Regions from separate parts of the Homo sapiens genome. Here region 2 is linked to region 1. The links are chromatin loops, found by intact Hi-C in ENCODE. Cell type or tissue: CD14-positive monocyte. All regions are shown on one strand.

Region 1 (2,500 bases):
TAAGGCGGGCGGATATCTTGAGGTCAGGAGGTCCAGACCACCCTGGCCAAAATAGCGAAACCCCGTCTCTATTAAAATACAAAAATTAGCCGGGCGTAGTGACGGGCGTCTGTAATTCCAGCTACTCGGGAGGCTGACGCGCCAGGATCACTTGAACCCGGGAGATGGAGGTTACAGTGAGCAGAGATCGCGCCACTGCACTTCAGCCGGGGCCACGGAGCGCGAGACTCCTTCGTCTCAAACAAACAAACAAACAATTCTGGCCGGGCGCGGTGGCTCACGCCTGTAATCCTAGCACTTTGGGAGGCCGAGGCGGGCGGATCACGAGGTCAGGAGATCGAGACCATCCTAACACGGTGAAACTACGTCTCTACTAAAAATACAAAAAATTAGCCAGGCGTGTTGGCGGACGCCTGTAGTCCCAGCTACTTGGAAGGCTGAGGCAGGACAATGGCGTGAACCCGGGAGGCAGAGCTTGCAGTGAGCAAGATCGCGCCACTGCACTCCAGGCTGGGCAACATAGCGAGACTCCGTCTCAAAAAAAAAGAAAAAAAAAAAAAGAATCCTTTTGGAGAGGGAGCTTGTAGTTTAAGTAACTTAAACATCCACGTATAATAAAGCCACTTAGAAGGCGGTGCATTTTCACACGTTCTCAAACCAGGCCTGGGTTTTTCCGCGCAAGCTAAGGCCTCATTCCTACTGGGTAGGAGAGAAACATTGCAGCAAAATCCACACAAAGAGCTCTTTTCACTTGTCCTCAAAACCTCACGGGTCGCAAATCCGGGCTAAACGGCTCAGGGGCCTGGCTGGGGAACTGGGCCGAAGGTGGAACGGATCCCAGCCACCTCGGGGCCAGGAAAAGATGAAGTGTCGCAGGCCCGGCGTCCCCGCCCTCCGCCTGAGGCAACGGAGCATCTCTCTTCGAGTAGCCCATTTTCCAGAGAGTCTCCTCGGCTGCGAAAGCCAGACGAAGAGGGACCCAAAGCCACCGCAGCGGCAAGAGCCGGAGAACCACTGAGGGACAGCGCCCCCTGCAGAGGCGGTTGAACCGCTTCCCACAGCGCTGGGCGGGGCGTCGCGCAGTCCCTGGGCGCTGATTGGGCACTCCGTGTCCCCTCCCCCTCGGCCCGGCGCTGCCTCTGTCTCCTTTGACCTCGATTTCAAGCCATGCGCTGAGCTTCGGTTGGCCCGGCTTCCTTGAGGCGTAAGCTCGGTCTGTCCAATGAGGAGCGAGCGTCGCGGGGGCCGTCGGGAAGGGCGGCCGACCCATATAAGCAGCCTGCGGGGCGTTCCCTCGGGTTGTGGTTGGTGTGCGGGTTTCGGTTGGAGGACTCGTTGGGGAGGTGGCCTGCGCTTGTAGAGACTGCATCCCCGAGACGATGGCGGAGGGAGATAATCGCAGCACCAACCTGCTGGTGAGTCCTGGCTGCCTGTCCCCCGGGAGCCGAGCGAGGCCTCCAGACGTCCGTGGGCTCAAACACCGCGGCCTCGTCCCTGTCACCCGCCGCGGGCCCGGCCCTTCTCTCCCTGGGCAGGCGACGATGCCTGGCCCTCGGGCTTCTTGGGTGACTCCTGGGTGTCGAACCCTTACCTTTCCTGGGGACGGTGCGCGACGGGGCGAGGAGGGCGCGTGATTCATCACCGCGAGTAGGAGTCGAGGAGGAAGTGGGAGGCAGAGGGGCTGCGACACTAGCCTGGGGTGCGGGTGGGGGCAGAAGGCCTCCTGGGGCCTGTCCAGCGCTTTCGCGGCTCAGGCCCCAGCCGTATTCGGCTTTCCCCGTCTTTGATCTTAACCTGGATGTGCCTGCCTTCTTTTCCCCCTAAAACTTGGACAAGGGTGGAGGGTCAAAGGGCTACTGCCCAGAATTTATCTTAGAGCTGGTACAACTTAAAACGACAGGGAGGCTGCGAGCTCACCGTGGGGAACCGGGAGCGGGGTCCAGCTGAACAGACAATGGGATGTCTTGGCGTTTGTCTGGAATTTGGAAGTCTGGCGGGGGTGGGGTCACAGGACTACTGGAAACAGCTTTAGAGTAATAAGCAGGGATCCGAAGGAACTGCAGTGAGATGGTATCATAGGCGGACACATTTTTATTTGTTATGAATTTAAGCGCACCTTGTGGGCAAAAAACAAGAGAAATATCCTTGCATATTCTCAGTTGCCCTTCCCTGGTGACTGTAGGTCACATACCAGCAATGAAAAACGGAACCAAAGAATTTACTTAGGGGCTTTTGAACTTCCAAGACCCCAGACGCTGGCCAATGACGTGACTTCAGGGCAGTTTTGATTGTGCGTGATTTTATATTTGCTTTTAGAAATGCATGGTTTGTTCCTTTAAACACACGCTCCTTCTAGCATAGTTAGTTCTCAGCGTGGATCTTTTTAAGAGGATTAATTGAAGCACAGAGAAGTAGCTCAAGCCCTGTTGAAATGACAAATCCTGGGCTAGAGCTCCTGCTTCCCAACTCTCCTTCCAGCAGAGCAATATAACTCTAAGGA
Region 2 (2,500 bases), 74 kb before region 1:
ATCTTAAATTTATTTGTATCGTCAGCACTAATACAGATAGTGATTTATTTTCCATATAATTTTAGAAGATTTATTTTCCATTTATCACTTCCTTGAATTTTTTGTTTTTCAGGTTGTTGCTGTAGCCCATGCTGTTTATCAAGCAGTGCTCAGCTTGAAGAATATTCCTGTTTTGGAGACTGCCTATAAGTTAATATTGGGAGAAATGACTTGTGCCCTAAACAACCTCCTACACAGTCTACAACTTCCTGAGGCCTGTTCTGAAATAAAACATGAGGCTTTTAAGAATCATGTGTTCAATGTAGACAATGCAAAATTTGTAGTTATATTTGACCTCAGTGCCCTGACTACAATTGGAAATGCCAAAAACTCACTAATAGGGGTGAGTCTTTAATTGTAATGACTTTGTTTTATCCACAGTTAAGCCTTTTCTCATTACATATTTATGTATTTCACTGTCATGTCAAGATGTCTGCAGAATCACTGTGTGTAACAAACAGCCATATTTAAGACATGCCTGGATAAATAAAATTGGTAGGAATGTTTTCTTGGCATTATATTTAACTTTTCTTCTTCTTTTTCCTTGACAAATCTTGATAAGTTTTTTTATATTAGTTTTATTTTCTAGAAAATGTCTTATGAATTTCTCCTATTTGCTCTAGCATGCTTATAGAAAATGTCAGTGTTTCTTACAGCTCAAATTTGTGTAGTTGTTTTAAAATGCGGTCTCTTTCTTCTTCCCCTGGTACTTTTTTCTTTCTGTCTACTGAAGTTAGTTCTTATACATGGTCTTATATTTTGGCTGTCTCTTTTCCCTAGGAACATTCATACAGGTTGAATATTCCTTATCTGAAATACTTGGGACTGGAAGTGTTTTGGATTTTGGATTTTGGAATACTTTTTTTTTTTTTTTGGAGATGGGGTTTTACTCTTGTTGCCCAGGCTGGAGTGCCATGGCGCGATCTTGGCTCGCTGCAACCTCCGCCTCCCGGGTACAAGCGATTCTCCTGTTTCAGCCTCCCAGGTAGCTCGGATTACAGGCATGCACCACCATGCCTGGCTAATTTTTTTGTATTTAGTAGAGATGGGTTTTCACCATGTTAGCCGGGCTGGTTGTGAACTCCTGACCTCAGGTGATCCACCTGCCTTGGCCTCCCAAAATGCTGGGATTACAGGTGGGCACCACCATGCCCAGCCGGATTTTGGAGTATTTTCATAACACTTACTGGTGAGCATCCCTAATCTGAAAATCCTAAATCTAAAATGCTCCAAAATTTGAAACTTTTTGAGCACCAGTATGATGCCCCAAGTGGAAAATCCCACACCTGATCTCATGTGATGAGTCCAAACTGTTGTATGCACAAAATTATTTAAAATATTGCATAAAATGACCTTCAGGCTATGAATAGAAGGTGTCTATGAAACATAAGTGAATTTCGTGTTTAGACTTGGGTCCCATCCTCCACATATCTCATTTTATATATATGCAAGTATTCTCAAATCCAAAAATATACAAAGTCTGAAACACTTCTGGTCCCAAGCATTATGAATGAGGGATACTCAACCCGTAGTCCTTCTTTTAGGGGAAAAAAAAAAAAAAAAGGCTTTTTTTTTTTTTTTTTTTTTTTTTTTTTTTTTTGAGACAGAGTCATGCTGTTGTCGCCTGGGCTGGAGTGCAGTGGTGCAATCTCGGCTCACTGCCACCTCTGCCTCCCGGGTTCCAGCAATTCTCCTGCCTCAGCCTCCCGAGCAGCTGAGATTACAGACACCTACCACTACGACGGGCTAATTTTTGTATTTTTAGTAGAGACTTGGTTTCACCATGTTGGCCAGGCTGGTCTCAAACTCCTGACCTCAGGTGATCCACCCGCCTCAGCCTCCCAAAGTGCTGGAATTACAGGCGTGAGCCACCGCGCCCAGCCTGCTTTTTTTTTTTTTTTTTTTTAAGTAATTCGACATGGCCCTGCTCTTGATTTGTATTTATTGTTTATGGTTTGTGTATTTCTTCTTCCTATTGGACCACACAGAGTTGAAAAACATTCTTTTTAATAGAAAGTAATAGGTGTGGGCTGGGCACGGTTGCTGACACCTGTAAACCCAGCACTCTGGGAGGCCAAGTCGGGCTGATCACTTGTGGTCAGGAGTTTGAGACCAGCCTGGCCAACATGGTGAAACCTCGCCTCTACTAAAAATAGAAAAATTAGCCAGGGGTGGTGGTGCACACCTGTAATCCTAGCTACTTTGGAGGCTAAGTTGGGAGAATTGCTTGAACCCAGGAAGTGGAGGTTGCAGTGAGCTGAGATCACACCACTGCACTCCAGTCTGGGCGACAGAACCAGACTCTGTCTCAAAAGAAAAAAAACACAAAGAAAGAAAGTAATGGACATAATTAGGGAATAAAGTTTTTAGGAGGAAAAAGGTAAAACTTGATGTTTGCGCTTACATGTGCTCTGGGTTGTTTGATTGGATTGCCTTGTATAATTCCATAGCTGCTTCGCTT

The links. Hi-C counts contacts between places; a loop is a spot of excess contacts. Peaks named below come from ENCODE experiments on the same cell type or tissue, not always from the same donor. Only the 100,000 strongest peaks of a DNase experiment are listed, where the experiment ranks them.
Region 2: it touches region 1 in a loop (3-fold over the local background); 5 of 110 quality-filtered maps call a loop at or near these places.

What each region holds. Positions count from the first base shown.
Region 1 is chr16:18,800,346-18,802,845 of GRCh38, reverse strand. ARL6IP1 (ARL6 interacting reticulophagy regulator 1) reads left to right here and starts at 1,297. Exons shown (of 6, transcript NM_015161.3): 1 at 1,297-1,415. The coding sequence starts at 1,380. RefSeq lists enhancers at 754-993, 1,374-1,453, 1,674-1,793. In CD14-positive monocyte, CTCF peaks have their summits at 815 and 1,014 (motif pointing left); DNase peaks (open chromatin) are centred at 1,175, 1,635 and 2,225; H3K4me3 peaks cover 2,372 bases; H3K27ac peaks cover 2,390 bases.
Region 2 is chr16:18,874,006-18,876,505 of GRCh38, reverse strand. SMG1 (SMG1 nonsense mediated mRNA decay associated PI3K related kinase) reads left to right here. Exons shown (of 63, transcript NM_015092.5): 13 at 113-382. It also overlaps the pseudogene LOC100996247. Among named protein-coding and RNA genes, the nearest start is that of SMG1-DT, 51 kb to the left of the region's middle. In CD14-positive monocyte, no CTCF peak of the experiment used is centred here; no DNase peak of the experiment used is centred here.